Regions from separate parts of the Homo sapiens genome. Here region 1 is linked to region 2. Evidence: read pairs that join two places in POLR2A ChIA-PET (ENCODE). Cell type or tissue: K562. All regions are shown on one strand. Each heading gives the region's core, and the rest is flanking DNA. Links, peaks and the distances in the headings are about the cores only.

Region 1 (4,651 bases), core at 1-4,000, 180 kb before region 2:
AAGAAGATCCTGACACCCGCCCTCAAGAAGCGGGCCCGGGCTGGCCGTGGGGAGGCCACCAGGCAGGAGGAGAGCGCCGAGCGGAGCGAGCCCTCACAGCATGTGGTGCTCAGCCTGACTTTCAAGCGTTATGTCTTCGACACCCACAAGCGCATGGTTCAGTCTCCCTGAGTGTCCGGTGACCTCCCCCAGGGCCTCCTTGCCCAGCCCAGTCCAGGCTGCTGTGCCAAATCCCAACCAGCCACGCCTCAGCCTCTCCCAGTCTCTCCCTGCAGTCCTGCAGCAGCAGCCCCCACCCCCAAGCTTGGTGCTGAGCCCTGGTGAGGAGCTGAGGGGGATGGGTTGCTGGGGCCAGGAGGGTCTCTCCTCCAGCCCCTGCACACTCCCACCCAGGACAGCCCCCAGCCCAACTAGGAAAGGGCCATGGGCAGAGGGCTGGTAGCCAGTATCTTCCACTGCCCCATCTGTTGGCCACCTGCAGGCCAGTCTCAACCCTCCCCCAGGTGGGCAGGCACTTGATGGCTACAAATAAATGTCCCGTGGCCCCAGCCCACTCTACTGGTGTCTCTCTCTCTGTGACTTCACTAGGTCCGCCGCCCTCCCCAGCTGTGTTCCAAGGGGAATCTCAGAAATCCCAAGAGTTCCTGCCCAGGTCGGGGCCAGGGAAGGGACCCAAACTCAGAGTCTGTAGGCTGTGGGAGTCTGCAGAGTGTCTGCGCTTCTCAACCCCACTAGGTGGCTCCTGGGGCGCTCTGGGCCTTCAGGGAGAATGGGGATTCTCTGGGCAGCTGGGTCCAGGGAAGGTACCCACAGGGAAGTTGGGGAATAGCAGGGTGCCTGGCCAGAGCATCAGGCAGAGCAGGTGGAGGCTTGTTCCTCCACCCCAACACGAGGAGTCCCTCAGCCCCTGCCCTCAAGTTTGAGAACCACATACTTCCCAGAAAGTGGAGGCTAGCATGGTGAGGGCACCCTGCAGAGCCATCTGCCATCCCCTGCACCCACAGACCACCCTGCCTTGTAGCCCCAGGCTGTGGGATACTCAGGAAGGGGTGAATGGTGGAGTCAACAGACTGAGGGGAAATCAAAGCTTTTAGAGACATTTGCAGGATGAACAGATGTTCAAACGTTCCTTTATTTGGTCTCCAGACAGACGCAGAGGCCTCCCTTTTATCCCAGTAATCGGTGCATTATGCTTTAATTTGCAAATGGCATTAAAAATATTAACAGGGGCAGGTTTCGATCAAATGACTTGGGCCTGTTAAGCCCCAGAGCCGTGTGTGTGTGTGTGTGTGTGTGTCCCGTGTGCACGTGGTGGGTGGGGAACAGGCAGTTAATTAAATACACCAACAGCAGAGCAAAGCCCCCGAGCTGCAAGGATACCAGCGATGGCGACTGGCCCAGCCACCCTTCGTCAACCTTGGCCCAGACCCAGGCAGCAGGGCTGGAGCAGCAGTCAAGGGCAACAGCTGAGAGCCATGGGGAAGTGGGGTTCCCAGTTCAGTCCCCTGAGGGGATTGGCCCTGGAGGAACGTGAGAGAGAGTGTGGCCCCGGTGAGCGTGGCCTCCGCGGCTGCTGCAGGCTGCGGGTGCCAGGGCGGCTTGTCTGCACTGTGAATCAGGACAGCCCTCTGCCTAGGAGCCGACTCCCCCTCTACTGCCGCTGCCTGAGCAGACACTTCCTGGGACTGCAGTGGCCCCTCTCCCTGGGGCCTGACCCCACTGTGTGCTGTGCCCCGACCCCACTGTGTGCTGTGCCCCACGGCCTCCTCACCCTACCTGGCCCTGCAGACTGTTTCACCAGGAAGGCAGTGCCACTTCACTGAGGCCACTCCGCCCAGGAAACTGGCAGCAGCTTTGAGCCCACACCAGGCTCCCTGCTAGCCTGCTGGTCCCCCAGGGGAGGGCAGCCCAAGAAGGGAGCAGACCTCCAGGAGGGCTTCAGTCAGCACCGAGCTGGGCTCACAGCCCCCAGCCTGTCAGTCCCTGGGGGCAGGAGAGGCCCCTCTGAGCACTTGCCAGTGCTGTCCAGGCTGGTCACCTCCCAGCACAGATCTGGGAGCTGCTGGTGAGGGCCAGCACTGGGTCCGAACCCAGCTCCAAGGACTCACTTCTTAGGCGAGGAAACCTCCCTCCTCCTCAGTGTGGGGCTGAGCTGGGAGCCAGGCCACACCCTCCCTGACCGCTCCCTCCCCAGCCCCCTCAGAGTCCCTGCACATTGGGACAGAAAGCTCTGAGCTCAGCCCCAGGTCCTGGCCTGCATGGGCAGGGTGACCTTGGGTGTGTCACTGTCCCTTTCTAAATGAGGGGTGATGTGACCCAGTGGAACCACTGTGCCAAGCATGGGGTTCCATGGAAGCTGTCCATGGGAGCTTCCATGGGAGCCATGGGAGCTGGCTCTGGGGCCAGATCAGGTGTGGAGGAAAGATGAGCACACAGGGCGAATGTGGCTGCCGCCACCAGGGCACAGATTCAGGCCTCTCCCTGCCTGCGGTGTGAGCTTGGGCAAGTTCCCTAACCTCATGCCTCAGTGTCCCCATGTATAAAATGGAAGAAGAAAAGCAGCCATGCCAGAGGGCTGCCCTGGGGGTGGGAGACTTGCCAGGCACACTGCTGACCCCACATTACCTGCGGCCCTAGGGTGGGCCCCACACATCTCCCACTGAGAGGCAAAAGGCCCAGAACCCCTCAGGAAGTGACACCAGCCCCAAATAAGCCGTTTTTCCAGGAACTCTGTGCAGGCGTCCACCTCCACCCCACCTCTCACCTCCCTACTGGTCTGAAGACCGTGCTCCTCAAAGTCCCGGGAAGGAGGGGGCTCGGGTGGAGGAACTGAGGCACAGAGGCACAGAAGGGAGGAGGGGCAGCCCAGGGCGACTCCCAGGAGCCTCTGAGCGCCCTGAGTGTGTAATGAGGCGGACCTGCTCTGTGTGGCCTGAAAACGCCCAGCCGACTGCCCCAGGAGAGGCCTCTATCAGGCCCGGCATCGGTGGAAACCCGAGCGTCCATTAGTGGGGTCGGGCCAGGGCGCGCAGCCTTTGAAGGTGCAGCCTAGCCGGGACGGTGGGCAGGAGCTGGTGCCAGCACCCGCTTCTGGCTGAGGCCAAGGTGTGGGCATGCACGTCCCCTTCCCTGGCTCCCCCGTCCCCCAGGATGCCTTGGGCAACCCCAGGCCCGCGTGTTTTATGTAGGAGAGGGTTCCAGTGGGCCAAGCTCACTGCAGCCACCGACACAGGTAAACTCACCGAATCTGCTCATCTACCCACAGCAGTGATGTGGCAGCAGCATGCCGGTTTCCCAGGGGTGTGGGCAGGGCAGGGCTTGGCTGCCTGCAGCTGCCCCAGATAGAGCTGGAGTTTGAGTCCAGGCTCCAGGTTCTTCCAGAGTCCCTTGCCCACCAGTGCTTCAGGCGTGTCCTTGGAAAAGAGGTGCCCTCTGGGGTCCTCTGTGGGCTGATGGGTGGGGTGGGGCATGGGGCAGCAGTGCCCTGGGCCCCCTCACCTGCCTGCCCACATGGAGTGAGGTCATGGACCGACATCCTGCCATGGGCTGGGGCAGGAGGGGCAGCGGTGATTGGCAGGCCCCCGACCAGCAGGGCTAATGCACAAACGAAGAGATAAGGCTTATCTGGAAATGTCCCTGGAATCGAGACTCTGATGGAAACAGGCTTCTGGGTTAATATATTTTCAATAGATAACGTCTCGTAAACGGGAAGCCCTGGGGGCCTGGGGCAGGAGAAGGGGCAGCTTCCGTGCTCCCAGGCCTCCTGCCCTGGCCATGCATGTGCATGTGCGCACACGGGCTTTGGTGCACCAGGCATCTCCAAGCCTGTGCTGACGTCTGGGTGTGCATCTGTGCACATGGATCCGCGATGTCTCAGACGTGTCTGCATGTGCTCCGTGTGTGTTTTGGGAGGGTTGCGGTGTTTGTCAGTGTGTGTATCTCTTTGGGTGTGGGAGTGGGGTGAAGGAGGATCGAGTCCAGTGTACACAGGGTGGTGGCAAGTTCCCTAACCTCATGTCTCAGTGTCCCCATGTGTAAAATGTGCCTCAGTTCCAGTGTATCCAGTGCTAGTTTGCCCCATGGGCAAAGGGCATGCAGGTTAGTGGGGCCTCTTCTCCAGGACTGGGTGGGATTCAAGGGAGGCTTATCACTCTATTCTACAGGAAGCATACCAGGGCCAGACCCCTGTCTGGGGAGTGCAGGAGCCTGTCAGTCCGAGCTCACTCTGGAGTTGGTCCCGGCCCTGGCCTCCTCTGCCGAGCAGCCTCCATGTGGGGGTTAGCATCTCCAGATTCCCTTCCAGAGACCAAGGCCAGCCCCGCTGACAGCCTCCCAGCTCCTAGTTCAGCCTTGTCTGTCCTCTGAGGCAGGGACTGGGGAGGCCTCCTGCCAAGGGGCTGCATGGGCAAGGTCTTGAAGGGAGAGTAGGAGTTTGCCAGGGCAAGGAAGGGTGGCACCTGCCAGAGGGAACAGCAGAGTGAAGGCTGTGGCGAGGAAGTGCTCGCTGGGGCCCGTGTGCCTGCTTGCTGAGGAGGGATGAGGTCATAGCTCCAGACCCCCCAGCCCCTGCTGCACCTCCAGGAGCCTCCACACAGGCAGCCCAGATTAAAAAGAGTAATTAGCATTTGACTGATAACGGGGTTGAGCCATT
Region 2 (6,028 bases), core at 896-4,895:
TTGGGAGGCCGAGGCATGTGGATCACCTGAGGTCAGGAGTTCGAGACCAGCCTGGCCAACGTGGCGAAACCCCGTCTCTACTAAAAATACAAAAATTAGCTAGGTGTGATGGCAACGCCTGTAGTCCCAGCTACTCGGGAGGCTGAGACAGGAGAATTGCTTGACCCCAAGAGGCGGAGGCCTCAGTGAGCCGAGATTGTGCCACTGCACTCCAGCCTGGGTGACAGAGCAAGACTCCGTCTCAAAAAAAAAAAAACAAGACAATCACATTCACTACCCTGGGATTTTTAATTTAACCTTTTGCATCTCACGTGGTGTATCTGCTTTCTCTCATGCCACAAACCTAGGTTCACAGTGACATCAGGAGTGCTCGAGTTGGAATAGCCCAGATCTGCTCATTTGCCTCCCCCGGCTTGGCGAGCTCAGACCTGTGAGCTGTCGTAGGGGGTGACAGAGAAGCTGCACGAAAGAAACTCCAGGGCTTCCTGGAGTGCCTGAGGAGGAAGCCCTGCACACCGGCTGGGGCTCTGCAGGGGGCCTCAGGGCCAACAGAGCCAGCTGAGTTGAGGTGAAGCAACGTGAAGTGTCACCATGGGGAATGACAGGAGGGAGTCCCACCTCGGGATTGAGTAGGAGACCACGTGAGGAGTGAAGAAGGGCCTGAGGGGTGAGACATCTCTGGCCTGTGAAAGGGACTGAGGGTGGGGCCCTTCACACTGGAGAGGGGCCATAACTACTTCCATTTGTGGGGCCCACCAGAATATTAAAAAAAAAAAAATTTTTTTTGAGACAAAGTTTTGCTCTCGTTGCCCAGGCTGGAGTGCAGTGGCGCGATCTCAGCTCACTGCAACCTCCACCTCCTGGGTTCAAGTGATTCTCCTGCCTCAGCCTCCCAAGTAGCTGGGACTACAGGTGCCTGCCACTGCATCTGGTTAATTTTTGTATTTTTAGTAGAGATGGGGTTTCACCAGGTTGGCCAGGCTGGTCTCGAACTCCTAACATCAGGTGATCTGCCCGCCTTGGCCTCCCAAAGTACTGGGATTACAGGCATGAGCCACCACCATGCCCAGCAGAATATTTAAAAATTTCTAAATCCCAAATTACAGGATGTTTTAAGTGTTTCTGTTTAACACCTTAAAGCTGTTATGAGGAAAAAAAAAATATTGCAATGTAATTATACTCACCCAGATCATTAGAAGATCTATAAACATGTGTATATATTAATCTGGAGTCACTATAAGGAGTGAGAACAGTAGTGAAGCATGAATTTACGCTGAATGAGAAATGCCCTTCTTTCAGCTCTGTTAGCGAATCTCTTTGATTGTATGTTCAAATTCTTTTGTTTCATTTTCATTTTCAGTTTTTAAAATAAACTTTATTTTTTAGAGCAGTTTGAGTTTCATAGTAAAATTGAGCAGAAAGTACAGAGTTCCCATGTGCCCCCTGCCCCCACACATGCCCAGTCCCCCCACATACACACTATCACCATCCCCACCAGAGTGGTGCATTTAGCACAATCAATGAACCTGCCTGGACCCATCATCACCACCCAGTGTCCCTCACTCCCATGAGGGCTCACTCTTGGTATTGTGCATTCTATGGGCTTGGGCAAATGTATAATGGCACATAATCACCATTGTAGAATCACATAGAATGTTATCACTGCCCTAAAAACTCCCCCATATTCTGTCTATTCATCCATTATCCCCACCATCCCCTTCCAGCCCCTGGCAACCACTAATCCTTTTGCTGTCTCCATAGTTTTGCCTTTTCCAGAATGTCATAGAATTGGAATCATCTAGCATGTAACCTTTTCAGATTCACTTAGTAACAGGCATTCTTCCTCCATGACTTTTCATGGTTGAGATAGCTCATTTCTTTTTAGCACTGAATGATATTTCATTGTCTGGATGCATTCCAGTTTATCCATTCACCTACTGAAGGACATCTTAGTTGCTTTCAAGTTTTGGCATTATGAATAAAACTGCTCTAAACATTTGCATGCAGGTTTTTGTGTGAACATAAATTTTCAATTCATTTGGGTAAATACCAAAGAGTGTGATTGCCGGATTGTATGGTAAGGGTATGTTTTAGTTTTGTAAGAAACTGCCAAACCGTCTTCTGAAGTAGCTGTGCCATTTTGCATTCCCACAGCAATGAATGAGAGTTCCTGTTGCTCCACATCCTTGCCAGCATTTGGTGTTGTCAATGTTCTGGATTTGGGCCATTCTTATAGGTGTGTGGTAGTATCTCATTGTTGTCTTAATTTGCATTTCCCTGATGGCATATGATGTTGAACATATTTTCCTATGCACTTTGCCATCATCTGTGTATCTTCTTTGTTGATGTGTCTGTTCAGATCTTTCGCCCATTTTTAAATTTGGTTATTTGGTTTCTTTTTTTTTTCTTTTGAGACAGTGTCTCACTCTGTCACCCAGGCTAGAGTGCAGTGGTACACTTATGGCTCACTGCAGCCTCAATATCTCAGGCTCAAGCAATCCTCTCACCTCAGCCTCCTGAGTAGCTGGAACTACAGGTGTGCACTACCATGCCAATTAATTTTTGTATTTTTTGAAGAGACAAGGTCTCGCCATGTTGCCCAGGCTGGTCTTGAGCTCATGGCTCAAGCAATCCTCCCACCTCGGCCTCCCAAAGTGCTGGGATTATAGGTGTGAGCTAGAGCACCTACCTGTTTTCTTATGGTTGTCTTAAGCATTCTTGGTATATTTTGGATAATAGTTCTTTATCGACTATGTCTTTTGCAAATATTTCCCCTCATTGTGTGGCCCATGTTTTCATTCTCTTGATATCCCCCTCTTTCAAGGAGGATGTTGAAGGCTTGAGTTAAGATTCACCACATGCAATAGGGATCAGGCCTCCACTGTCCTGTGCCCCACGGTCCCCAAGGAGAGAGATGGGGCCTGTGAAGGAAAAAGATGGACCTCAATAGAAGGGAGGCTGGGGCCAGAACCTGCATGGAGGCTCCTCCCACTGTGGAGAAGTTGCAGAGGGGAAAGTCGGGCCCCCTGAGGAAAAGCTAAGTGTGAGGAAGGGGAGTTTAGGGGTGTAGGAAGCTGAGGCTGTTGGAGAAAGCTTACCTGGGAAAGGGAGCCCCGTTAGGAAGAGGAGACCACGTGAAGCCGTTGTCCCGGAGGCAAGGGTGACACTGCTGGCAAGTCCTGTGGGCCCAAGCCCCAAGGACCTTCCTTTGCCAGGACAGGCAGATGCTAGAGCCAGCCTGGCCTAGGGTGCGGAGGCGACACCGCTCCATGCAGTCACTAGGGGTCCCTCTTAAGCTGCTCCTACAGCCCAGCCCTCAAAGGAACACCAAGTGGGACATGCTGCTGTTCCTGGCACTTAGGACAGTCAGGTCCTAAGAGGGCCAGCGGTCAAATGGGAATGTCAGGTTTCATTATGCTCACCTATGCCACACATCCTGGAAAATCAAGACCTTTTGAATCTACAATCCAACTTTAAGCCATTCCTAGGGCCCAACGTGGGGAAGTCACGTTCCAGAGAGAACCTTCACTTAAACATTTCATGACTTGGCCGGGCACAGTGGCTCATGCCTGTAATCCCAGCACTTTGGGAGGCCGAGGCAGGTGGATCATGAGGTCAGGAGTTCAAGACCAGCCTGAACAACATGGTGAAACCCCATCTCTACTAATACTACAAAAATTAGCCAGGCGTGGTGGCACACTCCTGTAATCCCAGCTACTCGGGGAGGCTGAGGCAGGCGAATCGCTAGAACCCAGGTGACAGAGGTTGCAGTGAGCCAAGATAGCGCCACTGCACTCCAGCCTGGGTGACACAGTGAGACTCCATCTCAAAAAAAAAATTCCTGACTTGACAAAAGGAGCCGTTTTAAGGATACATCCATGAGATTGTTTGCATGTGATTTCCCTTTTCAAAACCCACACACCAGAAATAATCAAGGAGGTAAACATAAAACCAGGCAGGAGCCCAACCTGCAAATGTCTCTTTGGGCCTGAGTTGTTGCCAGTTTCACAAAAATTCATCAACTGTCAAAGCAGAACTACAGCTCTATCTGCACTGCCCCAGGAAGAGCAGGAGCTGTCACTGTGCCCTGACTGTAAGATCGCAAAGTGAAAATCTTAGCCAGACTTCTCAGCTCCCCATCTATCTACAAATAAACCAAATAAGGAACCTAAACTTTAACTGTCCTGGCTCAAGACCACCTTTTTGGCTTATTAAAGCCAAGAGATCTTCACTGGAGGTCACACTGGGCACCGTTGGTCAGATGGAAGGGTGTAGGGAGAAGAGAAGAGGAAAAAGTGAGGGCAGAGATCAATGTTGAACAGCATTCTGAGTCACCAACCTGCAGATGTCACAAGGAGGCCTGTGGTGCCACCGGAAGGAAGCACGCTGACACACACATGCACAGGGTCTGCCCTGTGACAACCAGGCAAGGACTCCTTCTGTCTTAAGGACTCCTGACCTTGAGGTGGACACAGGTGCTCCTAAGAGCACCCGGAAGCCCCTGATCCCAAATACTTCCTCTGTGTCTGGAATTCCACCATGAAAGATTCTGTCTCCTGGAGCACACACAATAAAAAAAAAAAAAACTGGAATCAGCCCAAATGTGCATAAATGAGGGACGGCTTAAATAATCTACGATACACACTTACAATGGAACACTACACAGCTGTAAAAAAAAAAAAAAAAAAAAAAAGAGGGAGGAAGCTGGGTGCGGTGGCTCATGCCTGTAATCCCAGCACTTTGGGGGGCTGAGATAGGTGGATTACTTGAGGTCGGGAGTTCAAGACCAGCCTGGCGGCCATAGTGAAACCCCATCTCTACTAAAAATACAAAAATTAGCCAGTGCGGTGGTGCATGCCTGTAGTCCTAGCTACTCCAGAGTCTGAGGCAAGAGAATCGCTTGAACCTGGGAGGCGGAGGTTGCAGTGAGCCGAGATCGCGCCACTGCACTCCATCCTAGGTGACAGAGCGAGACTCCATCTCAAAAAAAATTAAATTAAATTTAAAAGAGGGAGGAAACGCTTACCAATGGGTCTCCAAGAAACACTATCCCATGAAAAGAAACCAAGGTGCAGAACCCTGGGCATGAGAAGGAAGGGGAGGATGTATCTATGTATCTGCTTGTGTATGCAAAACCTCTCTCTGGAAGAATCCACAAGGAACTGACAATACTTGTCTCTACAGAACATAACTGAGGGCGGGGTCAGGCCACGGGAGGAGGGGGCTTGCACTGCATGCTCTTTTGTGCCTTGTGAATATTAAATCCCATGAATTCAACAGAAGTCTTTTAACATAGATTTAAATTTTAAAAGGAAAGGAATGAAAAAGATCTCTACGTAGAGACATGGAAAGATGTACAGGATTTGTGATTCAATGAAAAGTGAGTGAATAACAGTGTGTCTAGTGCACTTCAATGTGTTTAAAAAAAACAGGAAGAGATAATAGGATATTCACATATATACTTGTAAATATATAGAAAAAGTCTTGAAGACTACACTAACAAACAGAGGACCCTGCTGGGGAAGATGGAAAAACACAGATCTTTCACTTTTTACCTCTTCTGTCATCTTTAATTTTTTTTAAGAAGCATGTATTACTGTTCTAATAATAGTAATACAGAAATGGTGAAGGTAAAAGGAAAGGCCTGGTGGCTGTCACATGGTCCTGAGATGGTACTGGCTCCTCCTGTCCTAGCCATCCCTGACAGGCAGCACAATGGTGGCAAACTAACCCACGATGGGGCAGCTGTGCCAACCTCCAGGTCTGCTATAAAGCTCACATAAAGAGGCTGGTGTGAGCAGCTCCAGCATGGAGCCCAGCGCTGAGGTTTCATGGGCAAGGGCAACAGGAGGGAGGCTGTGGTGTGGGAAGTGCTGGTAATCTCACTGCAGTGGGATATGCACAGCAGCACAGGTGATAGAATTGCAGAGAACTAAATACACAGTGCACACGTGCACACACACACATACGGGCGCACCATGGGTGTGCAGACAGAGCTAGGGAAACCTGCAGAAGATAGGACGATTGA

What was found. ChIA-PET counts read pairs that join two places held together with the same protein. Peaks named below come from ENCODE experiments on the same cell type or tissue, not always from the same donor. Only the 100,000 strongest peaks of a DNase experiment are listed, where the experiment ranks them.
Region 1: POLR2A ChIA-PET joins it to region 2 with 6 read pairs; 5 of 35 experiments call an interaction of 5 or more read pairs at or near these places.

The regions. Positions count from the first base shown.
Region 1 is chr3:128,408,089-128,412,739 of GRCh38, forward strand. It overlaps EEFSEC (eukaryotic elongation factor, selenocysteine-tRNA specific), which reads left to right. Exons shown (of 7, transcript NM_021937.5): 7 at 1-558. The coding sequence ends at 171. Among named protein-coding and RNA genes, the nearest start is that of DNAJB8-AS1, 53 kb to the right of the region's middle. RefSeq lists enhancers at 1-27, 1,209-1,857 and cis regulatory regions at 3,514-3,699, 4,433-4,651. In K562, for the core only: a CTCF peak has its summit at 739 (motif pointing right); DNase peaks (open chromatin) are centred at 733, 2,173 and 2,823; H3K4me3 peaks cover 1,869 bases.
Region 2 is chr3:128,587,852-128,593,879 of GRCh38, forward strand. It overlaps LOC124909430 (a long non-coding RNA gene), which reads right to left and starts at 4,669. Exons shown (of 2, transcript XR_007096077.1): 1 at 4,340-4,669; 2 at 1,354-2,921. RefSeq lists enhancers at 2,686-3,186, 4,155-4,449. In K562, for the core only: a CTCF peak has its summit at 3,278; a DNase peak (open chromatin) is centred at 3,270.